Linked DNA regions of Homo sapiens: region 1 is linked to region 2. A link is a loop called in an ENCODE intact Hi-C map of the cell type or tissue named here. Cell type or tissue: left ventricle myocardium inferior. All regions are shown on one strand. Each heading gives the region's core, and the rest is flanking DNA. Links, peaks and the distances in the headings are about the cores only.

What was found. Hi-C counts contacts between places; a loop is a spot of excess contacts. Peaks named below come from ENCODE experiments on the same cell type or tissue, not always from the same donor. Only the 100,000 strongest peaks of a DNase experiment are listed, where the experiment ranks them.
Region 1: it touches region 2 in a loop (9-fold over the local background); 3 of 110 quality-filtered maps call a loop at or near these places.

The regions. Positions count from the first base shown.
Region 1 is chr2:201,341,449-201,356,751 of GRCh38, reverse strand. FLACC1 (flagellum associated containing coiled-coil domains 1) reads left to right here. Exons shown (of 15, transcript NM_001127391.3): 2 at 5,301-5,460; 3 at 5,970-6,041; 4 at 8,450-8,498; 5 at 10,077-10,210; 6 at 12,489-12,582; 7 at 14,321-14,382. The coding sequence starts at 5,348. Among named protein-coding and RNA genes, the nearest start is that of FLACC1, 8.2 kb to the left of the region's middle. In left ventricle myocardium inferior, for the core only: no CTCF peak of the experiment used is centred there; no DNase peak of the experiment used is centred there; H3K27ac peaks cover 1,086 bases.
Region 2 is chr2:201,280,330-201,295,632 of GRCh38, reverse strand. CASP8 (caspase 8) reads right to left here. Exons shown (of 9, transcript NM_001372051.1): 8 at 10,316-10,817; 9 at 7,924-9,174. The coding sequence ends at 9,039. FLACC1 (flagellum associated containing coiled-coil domains 1) reads left to right here. Exons shown (of 15, transcript NM_001127391.3): 13 at 5,848-5,937; 14 at 6,067-6,176; 15 at 6,852-7,362. The coding sequence ends at 6,978. Among named protein-coding and RNA genes, the nearest start is that of CASP8, 27 kb to the right of the region's middle. RefSeq lists a cis regulatory region at 7,131 and an enhancer at 7,059-7,203. In left ventricle myocardium inferior, for the core only: no CTCF peak of the experiment used is centred there; no DNase peak of the experiment used is centred there; H3K4me3 peaks cover 436 bases.

The sequences.
Region 1 (15,303 bases), core at 4,814-12,813, 60 kb before region 2:
ATGCAGATCTATCTGTGATGACATGGAAATATCAACTAGATATCCTGTTACACAAAAAGAACAAGATGCAACATTGTGTGCAAAGTATGCTCTCACTTATGCAAATAATTTAAAAAATCTATTATGCTTCTCTACAGGTTAAGTTCTATATGCAAAACATTTAAGGTTATATGCACTCACAACATTTCTGGAAGGATGCCCCAAAAATCTGTTAGAAGTAGTTCCCACTTAAGAAGCTATGAGAAGTCAAGGGCTGATTTTAGCTACTGAAATATTAAAATACTGCCATATAGGCAGGGCACGGTAGCTCACACCTGTAATCCCAGCACTTTGGGAGGCTGAGATGGGTGGATCACCTGAAGTCAGGAGTTTGAGACCAGCCTGGCCAATATGGTGAAACCCCATCGTTATAAAAATACAAAAATTAGCCAGGCATGGTGGCGGGTGCCTGTAATTCCAGCTACTGGGGAAGCTGAGGCAGGAGAATCGCTTGAACCTCGGAGGTAGAGGTTGCAGTGAGCCAAGACCACACCATTGCACTCCAGCCTAGGCAACAAGAGCAAAACTCCGTCTCAAAACAATAATAATAATAAATAAAATACTGTCATATTGATTGGTAGATGACCATTGTCCAAGCCCCTTGCATGTCCTCCTTGCCACCTTGGTTGTCCCAACTCCTCCCCTGGCACCCCCAGACCACCTCATGATTCAGCAACTAAGGGGTTAATGCCTGGCATGGAGGTGGGAGTGAGATCTCCCAGGACCCTGTTCCAACCCTGGTTGATTATTCAATAGCCTTGTCTTACTGGTTGTTAAATATTTTGAGTATCACTCCCATGGGTGTTCAAAGAAAAAGGCCTTTATTTTTATTTTATTTATTTATTTATTTTTTAGAGACAGGGTCTTGTGCTGTCACCCAGGCTGAAATGCAGTGGTGTGGTCCTAGCTCACTGCAACTTCAAACTCCTGGCCTCAAGTGATCCTCCCGCACCACCTGCCAAGTGGCTGGGACTACAGGCACACTCCACCATACTAGGCTATTTTTAAAATTTTTTGTAGATACAGAGTCTCGATATGTTTCCCAGGCTGGTCTCAAACTCCTAGCCTCAAGCGACTCTCCCACCTCAGTCTCTCAAAGTGTTGGGATTACAGACATGTGCCACCACACCTGTGAGGCCTTCTTTTTTTTTTTTCTTAAGAGCAAAAGAATATATACCAAGACATTGTTTATCATGGGAAAGAGGAAAAGGAAACAACTACACATTCATCAAAGATCATTGAAAATCTATGTAAAACTCCACTGAGTGATTGTATCACCCATACAATTTACCTCTGCTTTCTGGCTTTTGAATGCAAATGTTTAATGTTATTTATAATATGGTAATGACGATTACAACATTTTGGCAGTTTCATCTGTGAATCTCTTTTCTCTTTGTTTTTGTTTTTTGTTTTATTCATTTATTTATTGAGACAGAGTCTTGTTCTGTCATCCAGGCTGGAGTGCAGTGGTGAGATCTCGGCTCACTGCAACCTCCACCTCCCAGGTTCAAGTGATTCTCCTGCCTTAGCCTCCCGAGTAGCTGGGATTACAGGCATGTGCCACCATGCCTGGCTAATTTTTGTGTTTTTAGTAGAGACGGGGTTTCGCCCTGTTGGCTAGGCTGGTCTCGAACTCCTGGCGTCAAGTGATCCTCTCGCCTTGGCCTCCCAAAGTGCTGGAATTACAGGCATCAGCCACCATACCATCTTTTTCTCTTTGTTGAGCTAGCCCCAACCACCATGATGAGCTGATTACAACCACTAAGTTTACTAGTCAGGTAAGAAATATTCATCAAATGCCCGTTGTGGACAAGCCACTTTGCAAGGCTTAGTGGAGGTGTTGAGGCACAGAGAGCACTCCATAGTGGAGTCCTGGCCTTCAAGAAGAGAGAAGGCAGTTGCTAGAAGTGGGCCTGCCTTAGCCTCTCACTTCTTGCCCCATGGACTCCTGCTAAATCTCCCAAGTTCAGGGTTGGCTCCTTTCGTACAGGAAGCAGATACAAGGTTCTAAGCAGAAGCAGTTTCTTTTTTGCTACTGTTGTAGCCTTCTTTCAGACTCTCACCTGAATTCCAGCCCCTTGTAGCATCATCTTCCCACCTGGGCACTCGATCCCATCTGCTTCTCTGACCTCATCTCCTTGACTTGGCCCTAACAGGCCCCCAAACCCAGTGGAGTATGGACAGTTATAAATGGCGGCCCTGTCACCTGCTCTTCAGGCCTTTGCTGTTTAGCCAGTCTCCTGGACTCCTTTCTAGCCCTGGACTCCTTTCTAGCCCTGACCTCTATTGCAGAAGACTCCCTAGTCCCAGGCCTCTGGCCCAGCCAACCCCTGCACACGCTGCCTTTCTTCCAAGGCCAGGTCTCTTGCCTTTGCTCCACTGCTCACTTAGCTCTCTTTCTGCCGACTCCTCTGCTGACTGCAAGCTCCCTGAGGGCAAGGTCCAACCAGCATCTAGCACAGGACTCACAGCACGAGCCTCTAAAGATTTGTACTGTTAAAGCAGCAGTTACAAGTGAGTGAGTTTTAGTATCCTCATATGTAAAACAGATTCAACCTTAAGGTCCTCTGTAGCTCTTAAGGTCATTAGACACCATCAGTGGGTTTCTCAAGCATCAGTCGTGTTGGAGACAAAGGTTGATTTCATTTTTTCAGCAGGTTCTTAAGCAAATGTATTCCAGTGTAATATTGAAAACTAATCATAGACTTAGACATTTGAGTTAAATCTGCTATCACTTTAATGCTTCTGTTAGGCCATTGATTCTTATAACATTTTTGGCATTTGTTTTTATTACTAATGAAATATCCACTGACATGGCTGGGCACAGTGGCTCATGCCTGTAATCCCAGCACTTTGGGAGGCCGAGGCAGGAGAATCCCTTGAGACCAGGAGTGCAAGATCAGCCTGATCAACATGGCGAAACCCAGTCTCTACTAAAAATACAAAACTTAGCCAGGCATAGTGGTGGGCACTTGTAGGAGGCTGGAGGCCTACACCTACAGGAGGCTGAGGCGGGAGAATCGCTTGAACCCAGGAAGCAGACGTTGTAGTGAGCCAAGATTGTGCCACTGCACTCCAGCCTGGGTGACAGAGTGAGACTCTGAAAAGAAAAAAGAAAAGAAAAGAAGAAAAGAGAAAAGAAATATCCACTGACATCATTTAAAAATCAACTAATGTTAAAAATTCATTAAGGAAAAGTCTCAATTTCTGCCCCATCCCCTGACCTGTCAGTTCTACTTCTCAATGTGCTCCTAGAGGCAATTATTTTCAACTCTGCTATCTATTTCTTTGGAATTTTATTTACCTCATACTTCCAAGTAATTTGTCTGTGCTCCGTATGTTAATTTTTCTTTCTGGTACAGCAGATGAGGATTTGGCTCTTATACATCCCCATTCCACTCATTCTTCCCATGTAGTCACAGTTCACTTTTTGGCTAAGTCACTATTAAGTATTTACATTTGATACATATGAGTGTGTGCCATACTATGATTATGTTTACTTTCTCATTCAATATTTTTTAACCTGGAGTAATTGCACATTTTATTTTCTTAGGTTTCTATGTTTCTATTGCCAATCTCTCACCCACACTCCCAAATGCTCTGGTTCTGGTTGCTCTGTAACAAAGTTACCACAAATGTAGTGGCTCAAGCAACAATCTTACAATTCTGAAAGTCAAAGTCCAAAATGAGCCTCACTGAGCTAAAATCAAGAGGTCGGCAGAGCTGCATTCCTTCCGGAGGCTCCAGGGGGAATTCGTTTCCTTGCCTTTTCCAGCTTCTAGATGCTGCCCCGATTCCTTGGCTCCTGGACCTTTTCCTCAATCACTCCTACTTCTTCCTCCATTATCACATCTTCTCTGACTGATAATTCAGGTTAATCTTTCTATCTCAAGATCTTTCATTTAATCACAGCTGCTTTTGCCATGTAAGGTAACATAGTCACACTTTCCAGGGATTAGGACATGCGGTATAGGGAAAGGGACAGTATTCATCCTACCATGTGCTCCTACACATCTACCAGCTGCCTGTCAATATCATCAGGTAATCTACCAGTTCCAAGTCCTGCACCCTCTGGGACCTCTGATGTGTGAATTGGCTCCATCTTGTTCATACCCTGTCTTTGCAGGCACATAGGCTATAGTGAGCTATGGAGAGAGCCCTAGTTACTATGCCAAACATGTACGGACATCCCTTGTGCAATCTTGTCTCCTCTCCCATTTTCTTGCTCTTGTGGAACTAAATCTCTTTTAATGCTGTACTCTAATTTTAGTTGGATTCTGGAAAAGAAAGAAGATAAGCCAGTGTGGTCAAGCCACCATGTTTATCTGATAGTTTTCTTTCATCAAGATTCTCATAATAGGGGTTTTGTTTTTTGGGAGCCAGGGAAGGAGTTTCCACTCTGTAATTCAAGAAGGTGACCAGGAATGAGAAACGAGGAGATTCATTTGCACTGTAGCTCAAGCAGCAGAACTAATTTTCCAGGAAGTTCTGTGCAGAACTTGCTGTGGGAATTTCTCTTCCCTTCAGTGAGAACTGGTGTGGCCTGCTGGAAAGGAAGGAGCTTGGGAGTCAAAGAGATTTGTGTTTGTTTCCAGCTCTGCAACTTGCTGCCGCCGTGACTTCTCTGAGTCTCAGTAGCTTCATCTATAGTATCAGCATAACAATAATTGAGCAGTTTTACCTGGCTCACAGCAAGGACTCGGCTATGGCAAATTTTATTTTATTTTAATTATTTTGTTTTATTTTTATTTGTATCTTATTTTATTTTTTGAGACGAAGTCTCACTCTTCACCCAGGCTGGAGTGCAGTGGCACAATCTCAGCTCACTGCAACCTCTGCCTCCCAGGTTCAAGCAATCCTCCCACCTCAGCCTCCTGAGTAGCTGGGACTATAGGTGTGTGCCACCATGCCCAGCTAATTTTTGTATTTTCAGTAGAGACGGGGTTTCACCATGTTGGCCAGGCTGGTCTCAAACTCCTGACCTCAAGTGATCCATCCACCTCGGCCTCCCAAAGTGCTGGGATTACAGGCGTGAGCCACCATGCCCAGCCAGTTATGGCAAAGTTTAAATTGCTTTCAAGTCAAGTCTACTGAGTAGAAAGGGATGAGCTGTTAACCTATAGTCAAGACCCTGCACCAGATCAACAGCTTCTGGAATCTACCATTGTTCTTTGGGTCCTCCCTGGGTTCTTCCCAATTCTTCTGTATTTTTGCTTTGATTCTAAATGGTTTAACCTTCTGCTGTTGTTTTTCAATTTCAGCAAGAGCCTCCTGATCTAGCAGCCAAGACTCCCCCTGACCTTTGGCCATGTACCCCAACCCTCTCATCTACTGCACCTGCTGGGACCCCTGGAACTTGGGACCACGGAAGCTAATCAAGACCCCTCAACTACCACGCAAGAACTCCACAGGGAGTTCCAAGTAAGAATTATCTGGGATGGGGTAGGCACAGGGACCTTGGGATCCATTTGTAGCCTCATTTCTCTCACAAGATTTCTAAAACAGCAAGTGTGGCAGGAAAATCCCAGGTGGGCCAGAAAGCCTCGCTTTCCCCAGCTTCCCTGCCAGCTGGTTGGCTGCACCCTCATCTTGCCAGCCCTGCCTGGGGTTTGTGCCATTTTAAATGAGGAAGTCTCAGTGTTGGTGCAACGGCAAAGTGCAGCTTCCAACCAAAGGGCCCTGATGGCAGCTGCCGCCTTCATGTGGGATAAAGAGCTTTGGGAATCGGGGGACAAACTCTTCCTGGGACAGTGAACAAGTGCCAGGGCCTTGGGCCTGAGTTTTAAAGGCCTCAGATTTTAAAGATTCCAGCTATCAGATCATGCATTCCAATTTTGGGTCACTATAGGGATGTACTTAATCTGGGAGTGTTAAAAAGGGTTTCCGAATTTCCAATGTTCTTGTTTTAGTTATTTGTTTTTCACTTTCAGGCTAACTCCTCTTGTACCAGCTCCAAAAAATCACAATTACCTCCAACCAACAAAACCTGTTGTTTCCCCAAAGTAAGTATTGTTTTGTTTTGTTTTGTTTTTGAGATGGAGTCTCACTCTGTTGCCCAGGCTAGAGTGCAGTGGTGTAACCTTGGCTCACTGCAACCTCTGCCTCCCAGTCTCAAGCGATTCTCCTGCCTCAGCCTCTCGAGTAGCTGGGAATACAGGTGTGCGCGCCACCATGCCTGGCTACTTTTTTGTATTTTAGTAGAGACGGGGTTTCACCACATTGCCCAGGGTGGTCTTGAACTCCTGAACTCAGGCAATCCACCCGCCTGAGCCTCCCAAAGTGTTGGGATTACAGGTGTGAGCCACTGCACCAAGCAGTTTGTTTGTTTGAGATGGAGTCTTGCTCTGTCACCCAGGCTGGAGCGCAGTGGTGCCATCTTGGCTCATTCCAACCTCCACCTCCCTGGTTCAAACGATTCTCCTGCCTTAGCCTCCTGAGTAGCTGGGATTACAGGCACCCATTACCATGCCCACGTAATTTTTGTATTTGTAGTAACGACGGGGTTTCACCATGTTGGCCAGGCTGGTCTGGAACTCCTGACCTTAAGTGACCAGCCCTCCTCAGCCTTCAAAGTGCTGGGATTACAGTCGTGAGCCACTGTGCCTGGCCCTAAGTATTTTTATGTCCATGAGGCAGAAATGGTTTCAGGCATGTGAATAAAATAATCTCCCTCTCACCTGGCCTGACTTGAACTAATTGATGCCAGGGATGTTAGAGAATTGCCAGAATCGACCTTGATTTCTTGCAAACCTCAGATCCTACATGTAGATTTTGGGGTCCTCTGCATCCACAGCTTCCAAAGTCATTGCATTGTTTGATTCAAAGTCACTGTATCCACTGCTCTCCACAGGGGTGCCCCCAGTAACTGTCTTCTGCCCTGGAGCCCAAAGCTTGATGTGTGCTATTGTCACAGAGCCTTGGCGACCCTCCCGTGCATTTAGGGTGGTGACTCACTCTTTAGCTGATTACTGTCCTGTGTCTAAGATTTTCTATGGGTTGCATCTTGGTTTTAATCACAAATTAAAATTTTTACTCGCATTTTACAAGCTTAGAAATGTACCTTAGTTTTAGGTCTTTGTATGAATCTTTGTATTCCATTAATTTTTTTGGAAAATATTTATTGACCACCTATTATTTATTAGGCACTGTTTCAGGTGCTGGGAAAAGAGCCAGAAACACAATAAAGTCTCCACTCTCCTGGCACTTATATTCTAGTGGGGAAGGAAGGGGAAGAGGACCATAAACTAGTTATTACATCCGAGGTTGGCAAGTGCTACATAGAAAAAAGATGCAGGCAAAGCAGGTAGGGGCTGTGACGGTGGGGATACTTTACGTAGAGAGGTCAGGGCAAGTGCCTGTGTAAAGGGGGCAAAAGGAGCCTCAATGATGCCTGGGGCAAGCACTCTTGGCAGAGGGACCAGCAAGTCCAAAGGCCCTGGGGTGGGAACTTGCTTGGCATGTCTGACCTCTTCCAGGAAGGCAGAAGCCAGTGTGGCATGAGCGGAGCGAGTGAGCAGGGAGTGGTGGGAGATGAGCTCAAAGAAGGTAACAAGGTGATGGGTGTGGTGGGCAGGACAGTGACCCCCTCCCAAGGACGTCTACACCCTAATACCCAGAGACTGTGAATATGTTACTTGCCAAAGAGGAATTAAGGCTGCAGATGGAATTAAGGTTGCTAATCAGCTGACCTTCAGTTGGAGAGATTATCCTGGATTATCCCAGATCCCATGTAATCACAAAGGTCCTTCTTTGTATGTGAAAGAGGAGGTCACAGTGTCAGAGTCAGAGAAGGAGCTGTGACAACAGAAGCAGAGGTTGGAGTGATGCAATTGCTGCTGGCTTTGGAGCTGGAGGGAAAGGCCACTGTGAACATATACACATATGTGGTATTCATTTTATATATAGCATATATAAAGATTTGAATGAAAAACAAGTTTAACTTCAACATTTGTATCTTAATGGGATACATTTCATTTTCTGGAACATTTGTTTATATAGAATGTTTCATTCTCCAATAAAGAGAGTTCCACACAGTTCCCTGAACTGAGTGTGTGTGTGCCCGTTTGTGTGTAAGGGGGTGGTGGGGGGTGTCACCTGACTCACAGAGCCTTGACTCAGGGAGAATATGTAGGGGTCCCTCTAGCTGGTTTATGCTCCTCCAAAACAGAAGTTGCCCCAACATCATAAGACAAGTCTTTTGCCTCCTTGGGCAGGACCTTTTCATGAGCACCCCTACTTTGGGGCCCTCAGGAGCCCGGCTTCAGTGAGTTCCCCAACTATCCTAGGGATCCCCTAAGAAGGTCAGGTCAGAGAGCAGAAGTCAGATGGTGGCGGCCTCAGGGTTCAGCTCCTAAGCTTTGAACTTCTCTTTGCTGTCTGGTTGCTTTCTGAGCATGTCTTTCTCTTGCAGAATGAAAATCCATTCAGCAAGGCAAGAAGAGACTAATAAATCATTTTATGTGAGTAAAGGCAGGAGAGGGCGGTGGGACTAAAATTTATTGAGTGCCTACTATGTGCAAGCATGGGCCCTTTACATTTTTATACTTACCTTGTCGAATCTTCACAAAGATCCTGGGAGGAGGTGCTGTTAATATTGCACATTATGCACGGCAGGTAAGTGGAAGAACCACGACTTGAACTCAGCTCAGCTAGATTCCAGAGTGGGCATTTAATTGCCACTCTCTCCTGCCTTGCACAAGACAAACAGAGTGTCTCAGAGAAACTGGACATGACAGCTAGTCCAGGCCAGTGAACAGCTCATGCCTAGATGCAGGAAGTGCTCTGCTGACCTAGGGAACTAACGAAAGCTGGGGAGAGGCTGCCGGGACCCCTCAGGGGAGCAGGGGCGGGAGGGCACTGGAGAAGGTGATGAGAACCAAACTCGAAGGCTCTTGACGCCTGCCTGGGAGTGTGGGCCCGACCCTTCTGGTGTCTGGGAGCCTTTACTGGTCTGACGCAGGCACAGGACCAAGTAAGAGTTACATTTCAGAAAAAGCACCCTTTGGTGGGATGTAATCGGTACATTTTACTGTTTTCTGTGTTTATCTAGTTTCTTTTCTTTCTTTTTTTTGTTTTGTTTTTTAGTTTTAGGTCTTTGTATGAATCTTTGTATTCCATTAATTTTTTTGGAAAATATTTATTGACCACCTATTATTTATTAGGCACTGTTTCAGGTGCTGGGAAAAGAGCCAGGGAAAAGAGCCATGCAGTCCTTTAATGGTTAGGGAAAAAAATATACAAGCAAAAATATAATTGCCCTCTAGGTAGAGAGGAGGATGAACTGTGGGGGGAGCAAGACTGAAGGCAGAGAGGCCAGAGCCCAAGAGAAAGATGATGGTGGCCTGGGGCCGTCAGGCAGGGGTGTGGAGAGAGGAGGGTGACTCACAGAGACATGAAGGAGGTGACAACAGCAGGGATCAAGGGGCTGCAGCATGTGCTGCGCAGCTCTCAGAGCCCCAGCCTTGCCCTGGTCCAGGCCAGCAGAGGCCCTGCCCAGGTTTCTGACTTGGCGTCTAATGGGAAAAGGAGGAGGAAATGACATTTTGTTTGCAACCGTCCTAGTCATTTTCTCATATGTTGTTTTGTTTTTCCCTCACAAAAGCCCTTTGAGAAAGAGTTATTAACCCCACTTTCTGATAAGGAAACTGAGGCACAGAGATGCTGGATGGCTACTGTCTGGTGGCAGAGCCAAGATTTACTCAGGCCTCTGTGATTCCAAAACCCGAGCAGTTGCCGCATGCCCACCTCCTCTGGGCTCTGGCCACGAGGGTGAACACAAGTCGGGGGCAGGGGCATCAGTGGCTTGGTTTGGCGCAGAGCTTGAGAGGCCCCTAGGGACACCCAGGAGCCTGCTAAGCATCAGATTTGAGTCGGAGAGATGTGAGAATGAGCTATAATGGGTGAAGGGCCCAGAAGGGCTTGGGCTGTGGAGTCCCAGGTCCCTGTTTTTAAGATGTGAGTGAGGCAATAAGAGAAGATTTGGAAAAATCTCAGCACTCCAAGTCTGCCATTTTATCTTACTTTCCCTTGATGCCTAGGAAGTGATCAACGTGTCACCTGGCTATCAACTTGTTCGGAATCGGGAACAGATTTCTGTCACCTTAGGGGATGAGATGTTTGATAGGAAAAAGCGGTGGGAATCGGAGATCCCGGACAAAGGCAGATTTTCCAGGTAATGCTGTTGCAGCAACATGCAGCTGCTTGGGGCTACTCCCACCCAGCTCAGCCCGGCCTCAGGGACAAGCCAAAGCCGCTATGCCCACACCCAGGCCACTGGTCCCTGCTCTGGAGGGGCCGCAAGGGCACCTCCCTCCTCGCCCCTGCTTCCTGATGATGCATCTCTCCACATCTGCCTCTCTGCTCTGATCCCATCCGTGAGCAGATCCAAGGGGCAGGATGAAGATTGGGAGTTATGTGATTGATCCCAAAGGATAGCAATTGTTCGTGGGGTGAGGAATAGATAGAATAGCCATAAATTAGTCTGAATTTGAGGCATGCAAATTAAGTAAAGTGAGGGTTTCTGGGTGGCTGGAGTGCACTTTTTTTTTTGAGACAGAGTCTCTCTCTGCCACCCAGGCTGGAGTTTAGTGGCACGATCTCAGCTCACTGCAACTTCTGCCTCCCAGGTTTAAGCTATTCTCACGCCTCAACCTCTTGAGTAGCTAGGATTACAGGCTTGCACCATGACGCCCGGCTAATATTTATAGCTTTAGTAGAGATGGGATTTTGCCATATTAGCCAGGCTGTTCTCAAACTCCTGACCTCAGGTAATCCTCTGGCCTCAGCCTCCCAAAGTGCTGGGATTATAGGCGTGAGCCACTGCGCCCAGCCTCTTTTTCATTATGTCCAAAAATACTACTCAGCTCATGCCCCCGGGAGATGCAGTGTGGAAGGTTCTGGCCTGACTCTAACCCATTAGCACAGCTGTCCTGTCTGTCTTCAGGCTCCACCCACTCTCTGTCCTCCAATGCCATATCAAGTATATCTCCATGTCTTTCTTTTTTCATTAACAGATGCAGATTCATCTCTACATCTTTTCATTCTACCCTTTAATCTCTTATTCATATCTTCTTCTCTGATATCCTGCCCATGTTCAGGCATCTTACTTCTTAACTGCACTACTGAATGGCTCTCCAAGTGCCTCTTCCCTCAGGCTGATTTTGCTGTAAGAATTATTTTTTCAACACACAAGTCTAAAAGACCAACAATAGAAAACACACACACACATACACACACACACACACACACACACACACACACACAATCATCTACCTATCTGCTAGTGTATTGGCAGAATTCAACCAAACCGTTAGCAGTGGTTACATCTGGGGAAGGGATTCAGGTTGAGGGTGAGTCTGAAGGCCCCTCAAGTAGAATGAGGCCATGCCATGGAGTCTCCCTGATCTGACCTGGCCCAGAGGGCCACCCAGGGGCCAGGGGCATTCACCCTGCTTATCTTGTCTTCCCACCCAGGGGCATTCAGCCTCTGCTTTCTTTTCCCTGCTTATCCACAGCCCTCTGCAGGAAGAGAATGGGTCATGCACCTATAGTCAAGCTAGCACCGACAGCCACCTCTTGGCCTCACAAGGAAGTTGTCACCAGTTGTGCACAATAAAATATGATAACCTGTGCTTGTTGTATTCCCTGGTAAAGTTGTGGGTGTTGTTTGTATTGAAGATTGTGTTCAAAAGATAGGGGCTCCCTATTATTCAACTTTCTCAAGCCTTTTCTTTCTCTTACCCTTGAACTGTCTCCTCCTGTATCTCCTCTCTTGTTTTATCAGCCCACATTCTCTCTGTGCTCAGTTAGACATGCAAAGTGGTTGGCCAAAGAGGTCAAAGCATCTTGCATTGAGGACTTCCTCTCAGCTCCACTGCACATGGCACCACCTGCTGCCTTGTCACTCTAGCCCAACCAGACAGAGCTAAATAATTTACAGATACCATGGCAGCCTTAGACCCAGAAACACAGAAAACCATGACCTGTGCTGAAAGCCACTCTCTTAAATACCCTCTTAGTCCCATCTCTGGCCCAATCCTTGTCTGTGGTTCACAGCCAGCATCAATCCTATTGCACATCTTCTAATTTCCTAATCCTCTGAACTTCGTCCTCTGTTTCAACTATCATTACCAAATCAAGGTCAAACTCTAATAAATTTCTGACATATTCTTATTTTCCTTCTATTCGGTAGGGCACCAAACCATCCTGTTCAAGTCTAGTGAGCTTACCCACAAGAGCCAGATCTGAGCCTCAACTGCCCTATAGCCAAATGCCTTCTGTAAGACCACCCCTATCCCTCCACCCCCACCCCATAATGATAGAGCAGGTGCAGAACATGGCCAGCTCTCACCAGGCCAGCTCTCACCATGCCAGAGTCAGTCATGCTCAGGGGCCTGAATGGCATGGAATGGTAAGCTTTGTGGATGATAGAAGAATTACTTCTCCTACAGGACCAACATCATTTCTGACCTAGAAGAGCAAATCTCAGAGCTGACAGCAATAATTGAACAAATGAACAGAGACCACCAGTCTGCCCAGAAATTGGTGAGTGACCTTACATTAGCTAACATCTTCATGGACAAAATAAAATTAATATTTTTGAATCACCTATGTGCCAGGCAAAATGCCAAGCACTTTACTCATATGAGCCATGTTGTCCAGGTGACAGGACCCTAAAGATTGGACTGTGTCACTCAGTAGTATTTCTCTGACATCTTTATCTGTAATTCCAAGAACTCAAGTTCTTCCACAAAGCTTAACTCATTTATTTCCAGGAGCTCTCCAAGTACCTCTGTGTGTGTGCAGTGACACTGTCCTCCTCACACTAGGGTGCACTTGTTGTTTTCTGTCTGGCCTTTGTGGTGCAATTAAGTTTCAGAGCTTGTGAGGCTCTCACTAACGACACCAGCGCACTTAATGTGCAGGGCTTACTCTCTGACTGTTAAAGCTGCCCACACATCAGAATCTGCAGATGTCATTTGACACTCTTTGTGATTCCTGAGGATTTCAGTGACACCTTTTTAGCTTTTACCATCTGTTTCATCTGGTGACTTCTTCCTCACCTCAAACAGGTGTGCCTGTTGGCCTGGCCTGGAGTGACAGCCAGTGCTGTGTTCAGAAATATCCTCCCCAGGGTTGTTGAACCCCACCCCATCTGTGAAGTTTTACTTCCCAGAAGGCAGCCTCTCACCCTCTGATATGCCCCAGATGTGTCTGAATCCTACAGTGACCCAGCTTATGACTCAGGCTGGGTCCTATCCTGAGACCACCCTCCTCCGCCTGCCAACTATTGATTCATTACCTTATTTATCTGAAAACACTGCCAGGTTTATGGTCTCCTTCTATAGAAAGGAAAATGAGACTCAGGGAAGTTAAACAATTTGCATACAATCTCTCAACTGAACAGTGGTAGATCATTGGACAAAATGAACATTTTAAGTCATAGGCACAGATCCTGCTGAAGACATATTTAGAGACTATTTCCATGAAGGGATCCTAGACTGTGTTACTGAAAATACTGCCACTTGTGAAGATGCTATTTGTTGTGTGGCCCTGTGGAAGGGAGTAGTGTTGGCTGACGCTGGGCTGTTCTCTGTCTGTCAGAGTGGCTCTGCTGACCACTTGTTGTGTGACACAGTCCCTGGCTTCTCCCCAGTAGTCAGAGAGGTACAAGGACAAGCCCTAAACCCTTGTCCTAGCTGACAGTGGTCACCGACTGATTTGAAGTATTGATTTATCCTGAGACACTGGCCAGAGGATCTGACATGTTAGAATGAAGTATCACCTGAAAGTGAGCAAATCCTGCCTGCTAGAATGGAACTATACTGTCAACAAGGATTAACACTAGATTTTAAGTTCCTCGAAGGCAAGATCTGAGTCTTAGTCCTCCTTGGCTCTTCCAAGCCAAGCCTTTTGTTCAATAAATGATTGCTCAATTGGATTACATATCCAAAAATCTGAAGGCCATGATGTAACAGAAATGACGATCTAGCACAGGAGACCAGACCTACCCAAAAAAAATAGTCAGTGAAAGAGATGCACCAACATTATGAACTGAATAAGTACAAAACAACATAGAGCAAGGCACAAATTGTTCTGTTCCCTTATTAATAATGTGCTCTCTGGCACTGCAGAGCACAGTGGAAGAGGGGTGGGAAGGGGGCTGTGCCCCATGAATTGGAAGGCGGCTGTGCCCCATAAATTGGAAGGCTTTTCAGAAGGTGCAGATCAGAATGGGACAGGGTCCTCAGTCCTGTGTTGTAGATGCTGATTTTGTTTCCAGCTCTCCAGTGAAATGGATCTCCGCTGTGCTGAGATGAAACAGAACTTTGAAAACAAGAACAGGTACACTTTCTGGCATGGACCCTTGTGTGTGTTGATGGCTCTAAGGGTCCCGCATCCTTTGCAGGATTTTAGTTCACTGGGACTTCAAATAGTTCTAAATGGAGTTGGGGGATGAAGGGTGGGGGAGATGAACAAGACACGTGTCTTTGAAGAGCAGAATGGCTTGATTCAAAGCCACTAAAATAAACCACAAAGAAAGTTATTACTGCTTTTACATTTTATCATCCAATCCTTTCATTTCAATTATAATCTCCCTTTTTGTTGGTTACTGAGAAGAGTCATTTTTGTTCTCTATGAGATTTCTGTGATAAATAACTGTTGTTCTCAGCCAAGGCTCCTCCTCCACCATCTCCTCGTTCTTCTCTTCCTCCTCCTCTTTTTCTTTGTCTCACCTCTACTCTCCCTGGCTGCTAGGTCAGGGCCTCAGCAAAATAGGAAGAAAGTATAAGAGAATCAGGAGCAAAGTCAAATCAAGAGAAAATTGAAAGGAGTCCAAATACAGAAAGACAGAGAATAGAACATGGTTACCATGGTCCGGTAGGAGGAAGAAAATGGGGAGATATTGATCAAATCATACAATGTTGCAAATATGTAGGGTGAACAAGTTTATATTGTTTACAAAGATATAATGTAAAAAATGAGAGCTATAGTTAATAATAATGTATGATATTAAGAACTGTTGCTAAATGAGTTTATAGCTGTTCTCACCACAGAGGGAAAATGGTTAACTAAGTGAAATGATGGATATGTTAATTTGTTCCACTCTAGTAAACTTTTTACTATATGTATATAGTAATCTCCACTATTATAACCATTTGTGTATATATATATATACATACATATAAACTCTACCTATATATATATGCTTGTGTAGTGTGAGTGTATATATATAGTAAAAATTATGTGTAATATATATAGTAT
Region 2 (15,303 bases), core at 3,660-11,659:
TGCTTTTGGTGTTTTAGACATGAAGTCCTTGCCCATGCCTATGTCCTGAATGGTATTGCCTAGATTTTCTTCTAGGGTTTTTATGGTTTTAGGTCTAACATTTAAGTCTTTAATCCATCTTGAATTAATTTTTGTATAAGGTGTAAGGAAGGGATCCAGTTTCAGCTTTCTACATATGACTAGCCAGTTTTCCAAGCACCATTTATTAAATAAGGAATCCTTTCCCCATTTCTTGTTTTTGTCAGATTTGTCAAAGATCAGATAGTGTAGATATATGGCATTATTTCTGAGGGCTCTGTTCTGTTCCATTGGTCTATATCTCTGTTTTGGTACCAGTACCATGCTGTTTTGGTTACTGTAGACTTGTAGTATAGTTTGAAGTCAGGTAGCGAGATGCCTCCAGCTTTGTTCTTTGGCTTAGGATTGACTTGGCAATGCGGGCTCTTTTTTGGTTCCAGATGAACTTTAAAGTAGTTTTTTCCAATTCTGTGAAGAAAATCATTGGTAGCTTGATGGGGATGGCATTGAATCTATAAATTACCTTGAGCATTATGGCCATTTTCACGATGTTGATTCTTCCTATCCATGAGCATGGAATGTTCTTCCATTTGTTTGTATCCTCTTTTATTTCGTTGAGCAGTGGTCAACGAAGAGGTCCTTCACATCCCTTGTGAGTTGGATTCCTAGGTATTTTATTCTCTTTGAAGCAATTGTGAATGGGAGTTCACTCATGATTTGGCTCTCTGTTTGTCTGTTATTGGTGTATAGGAATGCTTGTGATTTTTGCACATTGATTTTGTATCCTGAGACTTTGCTGAAGTTGCTTATCAGCTTAAGGAGATTTTGGGCAGAGATGATGGGGTTTTCTAGATATACAATCATGTCATCTGCAAACAGGGACAATTTGACTTCCTCTTTTCCTAATTGAATACCCTTTATTTCCTTCTCCTGCCTCATTGCCCTGGCCAGAACTTCCAACACTATGTTGAATGGGAGTGGTGAGAGAGGGCATCCCTGTCTTTTGCCAGTTTTCAAAGGGAATGCTTCCAGTTTTTGCCCATTCAGTATGATATTGGCTGTGGGTTTGTCATAGATAGCTCTTATTATTTTGAGATTCGTCCCACCAATACCTAATTTATTGAGAGTTTTTAGCATGAACGGTTTTCGAATTTTGTTGAAGGCCTTTTCTGCATCTATTGAGATAATCATGTGGTTTTTGTCATTGGTTCGGTTTATATGCTGGATTACATTTATTGATTTGCGTATGTTGAACCAGCCTTGCATCCCAGGGATGAAGCCCACTTGATCATGGTGGATAAGCTTTTTGATGTGCTGCTATATTTGGTTTGCCAGTATTTTATTGAGGATTTTTGCATCGATGTTCATCAGGGATATTGGTCTAAAATTCTCTTTTTTTGTTGTGTCTCTGCCAGGCTTTGGTATCAGGATGATGCTGGCCTCATAAAATGAGTTAGGGAGGATTCCCTCTTTTTCTATTGATTGCAATAGTTTCAAAGGAATGGTACCAGCTCCTCCTTGTACCTCTGGTAGAATTCGGCTGTGAATCCATCTGGTCCTGGACTTTTTTTGGTTAGTAAGCTATTAATTATTGCCTCAATTTCAGAGCCTGTTATTGGTCTATTCAGGGATTCAACTTCTTCCTGGTTTAGTCTTGGGAGTGTGTATGTGTCCAGGAATTTATCCATTTCTTCTAGATTTTCTAGTTTATTTGCATAGAGGTGTTTATAGTACTCTCTGATGGTAGTTTGTAGTTCTGTGGGATCGGTGGTGATATCCCCTTTATCGTTTTTTTTTGCGTCTATTTGATTCTTCTCTCTTTTCTTCTTTATTAGTCTTGCTAGCATTCTATTAATTTTGTTGATCTTTTCAAAAAACCAGCTCCTGGATTCATTGATTTTTTGAAGGGTTTTTTGTGTCTCTATCTCCTTCAGTTCTGCTCTGATCTTAGTTATTTCTTGCCTTCTGCTAGCTTTTGAATGTGTTTGCTCTTGCTTCTCTAGTTCTTTTAATTGTGATGTTAGGGTGTCAATTTTAGATCTTTCCTGCTTTCTCTTGTGGGCATTTAGTGCCATAAATTTCCCCTACACACTGCTTTAAATGTGTCCCAGAGATTCTGGTATGTTGTGTCTTTGTTCTCATTGGTTTTGAAGAACATCTTTATTTCTGCCTTCATTTCATTATGTACCCAGTAGTCATTCAGGAGCAGGTTGTTCAGTTTCCATGTAGTTGTGTGGTTTTGAGTGAGTTTCTTAATCTTGAGTTCTAGTTTGATTGCACTGTGGTCTGAGAGACGGTTTGTTGTGATTTCTGTTCTTTTACATTTGCTGAGGAGTGCTTTACTTCCAACTATGTGGTCAATTTTGGAATATGTGCGATGTGGTGCTGAGAAGAATGTATATTCTGTTCATTTGGGGTGGAGAGTTCTGTAGATGTCTATTAGGTCTGCTTGGTGCAGAGCTGAGTTCAATTCCTGGATATCCTTGTTAACTTTCTGTCTCGTGGAGCTGTCTAATGTTGACAGTGGGGTGTTAAAGTCTCCCATTATTATTGTGTGGGAGTCTAAGTCTTTTTGTAGGTCTCTAAGGACTTACTTTATGAATCTGGCTGCTCCTGTATTGGGTGCATATATATTTAGGATAGTTAGCTCTTCTTGTTGAATTAATCCCTTTACCATTATATAATGGCCTTCTTTGTCTCTTTTGATCTTTGTTAATTGAAAGTCTGTTTTATCAGAGACTAGTATTGCAACCCCTGCCTTTTTTTGTTTTCCATTTGCTTGGTAGATCTTCCTCCATCCCTTTATTTTGAGCCTCTGTGTGTCTCTGCATGTAAGGTGGGTTTCCTGAATACAGCACACTGATGGGTCTTGACTATCCAATTTGCCAGTCTGTGTCTTTTAATTGGAGCATTTAGCCCATTTACATTTAAGGTTAATATTGTTATGTGTGAATTTGATCCTGTCATTCTGATGTTAGCTGGTTATTTTGCTCGTTAGTTGATGCAGTTTCTTCCTAGCCTCGATGGTCTTTACAATTTGACATGTTTTTGCAGTGGCTGGTACCGGTTGTTCCTTTCCATGTTTAGTGTTTCCTTCAGGAGCTCTTTTAAGGCAGGCCTGGTGTGACCAAATCTCTCAGCATTTGCTTGTCTGTAAAGTATTTTATTTCTCCTTCAATCATGAAGCTTAGTTTGACTGGATATGAAATTCTGGGTTGAAAATTCTTTTCTTTAAGAATGTTGAATATTGGCCCTCACTCTCTTCTGGCTTGTAGAGTTTCTGCTGACAGATCTGCTGTTAGTCTGATGGGCTTCCCTTTGTGGGTAACCCGAGCTTTCTCTCTGGCTGCCCTTAACATTTTTTCCTTCATTTCAATTTTGGTGAATCTGACAGTTATGTGTCTTGGAGTTGCTCTTCTCGAGGAGTATCTTTATGCTGTTCTCTGTATTTCCTGAATCTGATTGTTGGCCTGCCTTGCTCGGTTGGGGAAGTTCTCCTGGATAATATCCTGCAGAGTGTTTTCCAACTTGGTTCCATTCTCCCTGTCACTTTCAGGTACACCAATCAGACGTAGATTTGGTCTTTTCACATAGTCCCATATTTCTTGGAGGCTTTGTTCATTTCTTCTTATTCTTTTTTTTCTAAACTTCTCTTCTTGCTTCATTTCATTCATTTGATCTTCCATCACTGATACCCTTTCTTCCAGTTGATCGAATCGGCTACTGAGGCTTGTGCATTTGTCACATACTTCTTGTGCCATGGTTTTCAGCTCCATCAGGTCCTTTAAGGACTTCTCTGCATTGGTTATTCTAGTTAGCCATTCGTCTAATCTTTTTTCAAGGTTTTTAACTTCTTGGCCATGAGTTCGAACTTTCTCCTTTAGCTCGGAGTAGTTTGATCATCTGAAGCCTTCTTCTCTCAACTCGTCAAAGTCATTCTCCATCCAGCTTTGTTCTGTTGCTGGCGAGGAGCTGCATTCCTTTGGAGGAGGAGAGGCACTCTGATTTTTAGAATTTTCAGTTTTTCTGCTCTGTTTTTTCCCCATCTTTGTGGTTTTATCTACCTTTGGTCTTTGATGACAGTGACGTACAGATGGGGTTTTGGTGTGGATATCCTTTCTGTTTGTTAGTTTTCCTTCTAACAGTCAGGACCCTCAGCTGCAGGTCTGTTGGAGTTTGCTGGAGGTCCACTCTAGACCCTGTTTGCCTGGGTATCAGCAGCGGAGGCTGCAGAACAGCAGATATTGGTGAACAGCAAATGTTGCTGTCTGATTGTTCCTCTGAAAGTTTTGTCTCAGAGGAGTACCCAGCCGTGTGATGTGTCAGTCTGCCCCTACTGGGGGGTGCCTCCCAGTTAGGCTACTCAGGGGTCAGGGACCCACTTGAGGAGGCAGTCTGTCCATTCTCAGATCTCAAGCTGCGTGCTGGGAGAACCATTACTCTCTTCAAGCTGTCAGACAGGGACATTTAAGTCTGCAGAGGTTTCTGCTGCCTTTTGTTTGGTTATGCCTGCCCCCAGAGGTGGAGTCTACAGAGGCAGGCAGGCCTCCTTGAGCTGCGGTGGGCTCCACCCAGTTCGAGCTTCCTGGCCACTTTGTTTACCTACTCAATCCTCAGCAATGGTGGGCGCCCCTCCACCAGCCTCACTGCCACCTCGCAGTTTGATCTCAGACTGCTGTGCTAGCAATGAGCAAGGCTCCGTGGGCGTAGGACCTTATGAGCCAGGCATGGGATACAATCTTCTGGTGTGCCGTTTGCTAAGACTGTTGGAAAATGCAGTATTAGGGTGGGAGTGACCTGATTTTCCAGGTGCCATCTGTCACCCCTTTCCTTGGCTAGGAAAGGGAATTCCCTGACCCCTTGCACTTCCCGGATGATGTGATGCCTCGCCCTGCTTCGGCTCATGCTCAGTGCACTGCACCCACTGTACTGCACCCACTGTCTGACAATCCCCAGTGAGATGAACACGATACCTCAGTTGGAAATGCAGAAATCATACGTCTTCTGCATCGCTCACGCTGGGAGCTGTAGACTGGAGCTGTTCCTATTCGGCTGTCTTGGCTCCACCCCTGAGCATTTTGCATTCTAAGGACCTTTGCACAGGCTTCTATTCATTCTTTAGTGGAAGTTTGTGTGTTTGTTTCAAGAAGCTACTTTTTAGAGCAGTTTTAGGTTTACAGAAAAATTGAGCAGAAAGTACAGAGAGTTCCCATATACTACCCCACCCCACCCTACCCCACCACTAGTTTCCTTTATTATTAGTATCTTGCATTGGGATGGCACATTAGTTGCAATTGATGAGCCAATGTGGATGCATTCTTATTAACTAAAGTCCATAGTTTACATGAGGGTTCTCTCTTTGTGTTGTACATTCTGTGGGTTTTGCCTAATATGTCATGTCATGTATCCACCATTATAGTGTCATACAGAATAGTTTCACTGCTCTAAAAGTGCCCTCTATCCCACCTATTCATCCCTCCCTTCCCCTCCAAATCCCTAGAAACCACTAATCTTTTTTCTCTCTCTATAGTTTTGCCTTTTCCAGAGTGTCATATAATTGGAATCGGTAGTAGGTATTTAATAAAGACTTGCTTAGTGAATGAATAACTGATTGCCATTAGAACCATTCATATGAGCTCTGGTGAGGCTGAAGAGAAGGATATAGATGGGTGAGACAGAGAGGAGGCAGGACTGACAGGGTGTGAGTGGCCATGAGTGATGCAAAAGTAGCTCAGGTTGCTCCCTTTCATCATAGTCCAGGTGCCCTGGAGAAGAGACCAAATAAATAGACATTGGCATGATGTCCTGCAACAGCTTCTTCTTATGCAGGTCATGCAGGAAGAATTGCATGCACAAGCCCTTATCCTAGAGTCACTGAACACAAACCTCTACTATACCCAGTTGGAACTCCAGAAAGAGGTGAGTCCCTACTGGAGTGGGGATGGGGGTTGGGGGAAGAACCCAGGTCTCCATCCAGCTCTGCCATATAGCTCTGCCCTGGATGGCTCTGGGTTGGGGAAGATGGCTATTAAAATGTATGTCTTTCAGAAAGCTATAGTGGGAAATCTGGAGAAAATGCTTCAAACCAAGTTTGCTGAAACTGAAGAAAAGTATAAGCACACCATACAGATCCTGACGGAAGAGAACATTCATCTGAAGTGCGGCTGCTGCTGAAAAAGACATAGCTGAGTTCTCTTTAGGAGTGGGAAGGAGTTTGAGTGAGGAATGGGTTAGGAAGATAGACCAACTGCTCCCTAGTTATGTCAAGGCACAGGTGTTTTCGGGAGGGAGGTATGTCACTCTAGGCCAGTGACACAAAGCCAGATAGTTCACTTGAGGTGGAGTGGAGATGTGTCTATACTTCTCCCATTCACCTGTGTCCTTGTTTCTATGCAAAACAACACAGGACATTTGTCTTCCAGTTTCTGAGTTTGCTCAGTTCTATGACTGAGGGTGGTTTTTAAATCCATCTCCCCTGGGAGTCTGATGGTCTTGCCATTACATGCAGCTGCTTCTGGTTCCTATGGAAATCACCTTTGGATCAGAAGGTGTACTGTTACCTGAAGCTGCATCTTAAATCATTAAAATAAATTTTGGTCAATACTTTAATAGAAGAAAGTTATTTATTGCATTGATTTAGTAGAAAATTCCTCGTATAGGACTTTAGTCACCTGAACACCATACCTCACTAAATTCAAAACCACTGCAAGTAATGAGTGAGAGACTGCTGTGGTGAAGGAACGAAGGCACATTTCTCTCCCTGCACTCCAAATATCCTATACCCTTTCTAGCTTTTGAGTTGACATTGATACATCTTTCCTTTCTTTTTACAGGCAAAAGATAATTTCTAAGAATGAAGAAATTTGTGAAGGATGTTCTGGGAGATTGGCCTCTATTACTGTTTCTAAGGATGATTCTGACACTGTGCAAGATGGTAGCAAGAAAGGACAAGAATCATAAACAAAAAGTTGCTCTGCATTGTTGAAGATGGTTGGCACACCATTTCTGTAGGCCCAGGAAACTCCTGGGAGGGTTTTCTTGAGAAAATGCATATAATGAGTTTAGTTCTTGGGTTGCTCTGACTCTCTGAATGTCTGAAAATGTTTGAATTCGCATCTGAATTTCACAGCTTATCACGGACTCTTCACTGAAAAATGATGCTCTCCATACTGGGAGCTGAGCTTTCTCTGAGTTTTGTACTATTTTTCTTCTACCTTGACGTATTTCGTTAGAAAGAAACTGATTTGAAGGCCTTCTTCATATTGAACTTTTACTATATTTGGGAGGTGTACCTTTGTCCCCTGGGGCATTTAGGTAGCAAAAAAAGATGATGTGTTGATTTTACTCTAAAATATTTTTCTCTCACACCCATGCCCCCTACTTCCCTACCTCTCAATCATGTTCCCTAACCTATGACTTAGGAAGGGTTTCTGATGATTCTTACCACCTCCTCTGGACCATCACCAGAATTCAGACACCCACAGTGCAGGCAACATAAATAAGTGAAGTGGGCTAGACATAAGGAAAACAATTGCCCAAGCACAGTGATAAGTGGCAACCAACAGCAGCCTCAGTAGAGGGGCTTGGGCAGGGCTGGGGCACAGCGGATGGGGAAGAGTGACCCACAGAGCACTGTCCCATCTGAAGAAGGTGCTTCTCAGACCTTTGCCATGCAAAAGCATGAGGTCAATATTGTCAGATAGTATGATTTTTTAAAAGAAGTTATTCTGGTTTTTATGTGATATCTCCTAATTTTTAAACATTGACAACAAATTTTAAAAATACAACTGTGTGTGCCGATCATGGGAGACTCAAGTAGAACATGTCTGTAGTCCAGATGTTTTCCACCTGTGAGATGTCATTGGCAGAAACCAAAACCAAACACAAAAAATCTCCAAGGAGCAATAAGATCAAATTATATTTTATTCTATTAAAAAATGTTTTTGAAAAAAGATACTTAAATTTTAAAGATAACTTAATTCCTAATGATTTAAAATAATCCAAGCAGAGATGAAAGAGCAAATGCAAATGCATAAAAAGACCCCAGAGCATTGTTAGCAAAAAGCAAATATAGTTAGCCAAGCATATATATATCATAAAAGCAATAAGAAGGCATAAAGCAAGTTTGGGGAGAGCTTATTTAAAACTTGTAAAAATCATTTGAATTTTTAAAAGATTTCAAACAAATTTTGTTTTATTAAAAAAAAAATTTTTTTTGAGACGGGGTCTTGTTCTGTCACCCAAGCTTGAGTGCAGCGGTGTGAACATGGCTCACTGCAGCCTTGACCTCTTGGGTTCAAGCAATCCTCCCACCTCAACCTCCCAAAGTGCTGGGATTATAGACATGAGCCACCATACGTGGCTACTTTCTAATTTTTTTAATGTGGTAGTGTGGAATTTAGCTTTGAAAGAGAATTAAAGTTAATAGAATATTAACAGTGGGCTTATAGTTGATAGATAACAATCTGAATCATAAGCCCTCTATATTCATAGCTGGATTTTGTACGTGTCTGGTATTTATTGCCACCAGCTAAAAACATTCCCAAAGCCTTAAGCATAAGAGAAAGGAGACAGTGTTATTGTTGTTAATATCCTATTTAACTTTAGCTCTTATAAAAAAGTGCAAAACAATTAATAAAGTAGAAAATCTAGAAAATTAGTAAATAAACATAGTGTTATATCTAAATAGTACCATCGGCCAGGCGCGGTGGCTCACGCCTGTAATCCCAGCACTTTGGGAGGCCGAGGTGGGTGGATCACGAGGTCAGGAGATCAAGACCACCCTGGCTAACACAGTGAAACCCTGTCTCTACTAAAAATATTTTTAAAAAATTAGCCAGGTGTGGTGGCGGGCCCCTGTAGTCCCAGCTACTCGGGAGGCTGAGGCAGGAGAATGGCCTGAACCCGGGAGGCGGAGCTTGCGGTGAGCCGAGATCACGCCACTGCACTCCAGCCTGGGCGACAGAGCGAGATTCTGTCTCAAAAAAACAAAACAAAACAAAACAAACAAAATAGCACCATCAATCAGAAGGGAAGACAAGTTTTTTTCTTAGTGTGAAAGTAGGCTGAGGCATCTGTTTCCCCATGTTTTTCTTGTCATCCTTGTTGCTTACTTCATAGTTCACTTCAGTCAGGATGGTGAGAATATCATCGCCTCTGAAATACATCACATAATATTGTGACTGTCTGTGGGGGAAAGCAACTGATGAACTGTCTCCTCTGCTGTGCTCAGAGATAGTTCTGTAGTTCTTTCTCTCAAAATATCAGTCATTTGAAACAATAAGGTGCGAAACCAAGACCTACCCCAGCTTTCCTGGTAAATGGGTTGTCTCAGAGCTTAATAACTTACTTTTGGTTTATTCAGGAACTCTTTTGACCATCAGAAACCTCGGTGTCAGTATTAGAGTTGGTTTCTTTCTCTCCTGACCTGTGTGTCTCTCACTCTTCTCCACGTTACTTGGCTCCCCATTGCTTCAATGCCCCCCAATACTCTCTGCCTCGAATTGACATCGCATCTGCGGATTCATCTTTGATGCAATTAAACTTAAGGCAAGTGAAAGTATAACGTCTCCTGCAGCTACTCCCACCTTCTTCTCACCAGGATCTCTTAGCATTTTTGTTAGGCAACCTCTTCTTCTACCTTGGTAGCTAGCCGCGGAAACCTTGCAGGATTCATGATCTAAGTTACGAAATCTAAGTTAGATTCATGATCTAAGTTACGGGAAATTCTCACTCTTCATATACTCAAAACATGAAATACAGGGCTAGAAGGAACCTGCTATTTATCTCCCATAATGCACCAAGAGGTTTTGAGGATGGTTTGCTATTATAGAACTTTTGACAGAGTTGGAGGATGTTTAAACATTGAATTGGGTTACTGCCTTCTTGGAAGATTTCCAAAACTAGTTGAATTGGCTCAGTCATGTTTTGGCCTAAAGACAGAGAGCTGGAGTATATGACTTTCCTATCCTTTCCTGCTCTGTGATACCCTGATTGTCCTTTGAGGTGCTGAATAAAGGAATAAAGCATCTCAGCTTTTCCATCTATAAACTAAGGATGTTAACACTTGCCACTCTCCCACTTTGTAACTGACCTGGGAAATGCAGCTATGTGATCTACAGCTAGACATTTAGAGTTGAACGGAAACCACTCCCCTTGGACAGTTCTCTGACCTGTTAATGTGATCTAAATCACATAGCACTTTCTAATAGGCTCTGAATATGAGTAGATAGTAGTGTGATGGAGTAGGGGGGGAAGGTAGTGTAACAGTGAGGAGGGCTGAGTAGGCAAAACTTACCGAGGACATCGCTCTCTCAGGCTCTGGCAAAGTGACTGGATGTACCAGGTTCCCTCTGCAGGGTTTCGGTAGGAAACACAGTTATTCACAGTGGCCATCCCCAGCAGAAAGTCAGCCTCATCCGGGATATATCTCGTTTGAGGTGATGATAAATCCATTTCTAAATAGGGTTGCTCCTCTGAATCAGTCTCAACAGGTATACCTTTCTGGTAGTTATCCCCCTGACAAGCCTGAATAAAAAACACTTTGGGTTTTCCAGCAAGGGAAGGGCACTTCAAACCAGTGAACTGAGATGTCAGCTCATAGATGGGGGCCTCCTGTCCATCAGTGCCATAGATGATGCCCTTGTCTCCATGGGAGAGGATACAGCAGATGAAGCAGTCCATGTTACTGTGGTCCATGAGTTGGTAGATTTTCAAAATCTCATAGATTTGCTCTACTGTGCAGTCATCGTGGGGCTTGATCTCAAAATGAAGCTCTTCAAAGGTCGTGGTCAAAGCCCCTGAAAAGTGAAATTTGAACAGTCACGTTATACCACAGTAATTCACAGACCACAGCTGGAGAGCACAGTGGGCATAACATTGATAGATAAGAATTTGACCCCTCTCCCTCTCCCTCTCCCCGTCTCCCTCTCCCTCTCCCTCTCCCCGTCTCCCTCTCCCTCTCATGCCGAGCCAAAGCTGGACGGTACTGCTGCCATCTCGGCTCACTGCAACCTCCCTGCCTGATTCTCCTGCCTCAGCCTGCCGAGTGCCTGCGATTGCAGGCGCGCGCCGCCACGCCTGACTGGTTTTCGTTTTTTTTTTGGTGGAGATGGGGTTTCGCTGTGTTGGCCGGGCTGGTCTCCAGCTCCTAACCGCGAGTGATCCGCCAGCCTCGGCCTCCCGAGGTGCCGGGATTGCAGATGGAGTCTCGTTCACTCAGTGCTCAATGGTGCCCAGGCTGGAGTGCAGTGGCGTGATCTCGGCTTGCTACAACCACCTCCCAGCCGCCTGCCTTGGCCTCCCAAAGAGCCGAGATTGCAGCCTCTGCCCGGCCGCCACGCCGTCTGGGAAGTGAGGAGCGTCTCTGCTTGGCCACCCATCGTCTGGGATATGAGGAGCCCCTCTGCCTGGCTGCCCAGTGTGGAAAGTGAGGAGCGTCTCTGCCCGGCCGCCATCCCATCTAGGAAGCGAGAAGCGCCTCTTCCCCGCCGCCATCCCATCTAGGAAGTGAGGAGCGTCTCTGCCCGGCCGCCCATCGTCTGAGATGTGGGGAGCACCTCTGCCCCACCGCCCTGTCTGGGATGTGAGGAGCGCCTCTGCTGGGCCGCAACCCTGTCTGGGAGGTGAGGAGTGTCTCTGCCCGGCCGCTCCGTCTGAGAAGTGAGGAAACCCTCTGCCTGGCAACCGCCCCGTCTGAGAAGTGAGGAGCCCCTCCGTCTGGCAACCACCCCGTCTGGGAAGTGAGGAGCGTCTCCGCCCGGCAGCCACCCCGTCCGGGAGGGAGGTGGGGGGGGTCAGCCCCCCGCCCGGCCAGCCGCCCCGTCCGGGAGGTGAGGGGCTCCTCTGCCCGGCCGCCCCTACTGGGAAGTGAGGAGCCCCTCTGCCCGGCCAGCCGCCCCGTCCGGGAGGGAGGCGGGGGGGGGTGGTCGGCCATCCGCCCCGTCCGGGAGGTGAGGGGCGCCTCTGCCCGGCCGCCCCTACTGGGAAGTGAGGACCCCTCTGCCCGGCCAGCCGCCCCGTCCGGGAGGGAGGTGGGGGGGTCAGCCCCCCGCCCGGCCAGCCGCCCCGTCCGGGAGGTGAGGGGCTCCTCTGCCCGGCCGCCCCTACTGGGAAGTGAGGAGCCCCTCTGCCCGGCCAGTCGCCCCGTCCAGGAGGGAGGTGGGGGGGTCAACCCCCCGCCCGGCCAGCCGCCCAGTCCGGGAGGGAGGTGGGGGGTCAGCCCCCCGCCTGGCCAGCCGCCCCGTCCGGGAGGTGAGGGGCGCCTCTGCCCGGCCGCCCCTACTGGGAAGTGAGGAGCCCCTCTGCCCGGCCAGTCGCCCCGTCCAGGAGGGAGGTGGGGGTTCAACCCCCCGCCCGGCCAGCCGCCCAGTCCGGGAGGGAGGTGGGGGGTCAGCCCCCCGCCTGGCCAGCCGCCCCGTCCAGGAGGTGAGGGGCGCCTCTGCCCGGCCGCCCCTACTGGGAAGTGAGGAGCCCCTCTGCCCGGCCAGCCGCCCCGCCCAGGAGGGAGGTGGGGGGGTCAGCCCCCCGCCCGGCCAGCCGCCCCGTCCGGGAGGGGGGAGGGGGGGTCAGCCCCCTGCCCGGCCAGCCGCCCCGTCCGGGAGGGAGGTGGGGGGGGTCAGCCCCCCGCCCGGCCAGCCGCCCCGTCCGGGAGGGAGGTGGGGGGATCAGCCCCCTGCCTGGCCAGCCGCCCCGTCCGGGAGGTGAGGGGCGCCTCTGCCCGGCCGCCCCTACTGGGAAGTGAGGAGCCCCTCTGCCCGGCCAGCCGCCCCGTCCGGGAGGGAGGTGGGGGGGTCAGCCCCCCTTCCGGCCGGCTGCCCCGTCCGGGAGGTGAGGGGCGCCTCTGCCGGGCCGCCCCTACTGGGAAGTGAGGACCCCTCTGCCCGGCCAGCCGCCCCATCCGGGAGGGAGGTGGGGGGAACAGCCCCCCGCCCGGCCAGCCGCCCTATCCAGGAGGTGAGGGGCGCCTCTGCCCGGCCGCCCCTACTGGGAAGTGAGGAGCCCCTCTGCCTGGCCAGCCGCCCCGTCCGGGAGGGCGGTGGGGGGGTCAGCCCCCCGCCCGGCCAGCCGCCCCATCTGGGAGGTGAGGGGCGCTTCTGCCGGGCCGCCCCTACTGGGAAGTGAGGAGCCCCTCTGCCCGGCCACGACCCCGTCTGGGAGGTGTGCCCAGCGGCTCATTGGGGATGGGCCATGATGACAATGGCGGTTTTGTGGAATAGAAAGGCGGGAAGGGTGGGGAAAAAATTGAGAAATCGGATGGTTGCCGGGTCTGTGTGGATAGAAGTAGACATGGGAGACTTTTCATTTTGTTCTGTACTAAGAAAAATTCTTCTGCCTTGGGATCCTGTTGATCTGTGACCTTATCCCCAACCCTGTGCTCTCTGAAACATGTGCTGTGTCCACTCAGGGTTAAATGGATTAAGGGCGGTGCAAGATGTGCTTTGTTAAACAGATGCTTGAAGGCAGCATGCTCGTTAAGAGTCATCACCACTCCCTAATCTTAAGTACCCAGGGACACAAACACTGCGGAAGGCCGCAGGGTCCTCTGCCTAGGAAAACCAGAGACCTTTGTTCACTTGTTTATCTGCTGACCTTCCCTCCACTATTGTCCTGTGACCCTGCCAAATCCCCCTCTGCGAGAAACACCCAAGAATGATCAATAAAAAAAAAAAAAAAAAAAAAAGAATTTGAACCAGAAATTCAAGAGCAAAACCCTCTATATTCGTAGCTGGATTCTGCAGGCTTCTAATATTTATTGCCACCAGCTAAAAACATTCTCAAACCCTGAAGCAAATGAGAAAGGAGAGAGTGTTATTGTTGGTCTGTTTTCTCTAGTAAACTAGTTTACAAGATGGGTAAGCTATCATTTAGGCTTACTACTGAACCAATTTTAAAAATGATTATATTATTTACATAATCAGAAAAAAACAAAACAATTTTTGAATAAAAGATCCAACTTATTTTATCCTAAACCTTCTCAAAATTATTTATGTATAGCAAAATAAAAGATATGAATTAATAAGATAGAACTAGAAGACCTTATACAAAAGGTTATCCCCTCTCTATCCCTCCCCATTACCTAGTCACATTCCATGAAGGCAACCACTTTCAGTTTTTAACCACTTTTTTCCACATTGAGCTCCATTTTGTAATGAATTTGGGTACACTGCTAATTACTCATTTATAAATTTTAGACTTTCGCATTGAGTTCTTATTATGGAGAATAAGCATTTGGGCTCTTACTCAATTATTTACAAGTTTTGGTTGAATCCATAGTAATATTTTTATTTTTTTAATTTTTTTTAGAAAAGGTCTCACTCTGTCACCCAGGCTACAGTGCAGTGTCACAATCTCAGCTCACTGCAACTTCTGCCCCCCAAGTTCAAGCAATTCTCCTGCCTCAGCCTCCCAAGCAGGTGGGACTACAGGCACGCACCACCACACCCAGCTAATTTTTGTATTTTTAGTAGAGACAGGGTTTCGCCATGTTAGCCAGGTTGGTCACAAACTCCCAGCCTCAAGTGACCCACCCACCTTGGCCTCCCAAAGTGCTGGGATTGTAGGCATGAGCCACCACCTCCGGCCCATAGTAATATTTCTATTATTAAGACTATGTAAACATAATGTTCTTTCATTATGTTTCCTTTCTTATTAACCTTTTTGCCTTTCCTGGAACTTGTAATTGTATTATTTTTTCATCTGCTTTGTTTCCTATATGCTTAACACTGTTTTTTCTCCAAGTGCTCAATGGATCTGGCCAAAATCTTTCAACATTTTCAGGCTACTTGTCTGACTCATTTTTATTTCTTCCTGGAAAACTTTCCATCCAGAGCACTGCATCCTTCTGCTGTAATACCAACTGGCTGTTCCATAGGCCAGATGAATTTCTCTTCTCCTGGGACATCTCTCTGTCTCTTCCATAGTAGGTTCCCTGTTTCCTCCATCTATGACTTCCTCTTTCTTATCAGTTTCCTTTGCTGGAGCATAACCATGAGAAGTACATTTTTTGAGCCCCTGTATGAGTCTTTAGTTTATAGAGTTCTATTTCCAAAAGCATTTTTCCTCAGAATTCTGAAGGCCTTTCTTCACAGTCTTTTAGCTTTCAGTGTTGCTAGAGAGAAGACTTTCCATTTCTGATACTTTACATATTTGGCTTACTTTTTTCTCTTTCCAGAAGCTTCTAGGGTATGATATGTTTGGAAGTGAATCTTAATCCATTATACCCTTTCAATCTGGAGATTGCGTCATTTCGTTCTTGGAAAGTTCCATTTCCCCTTTCTCTGTCCT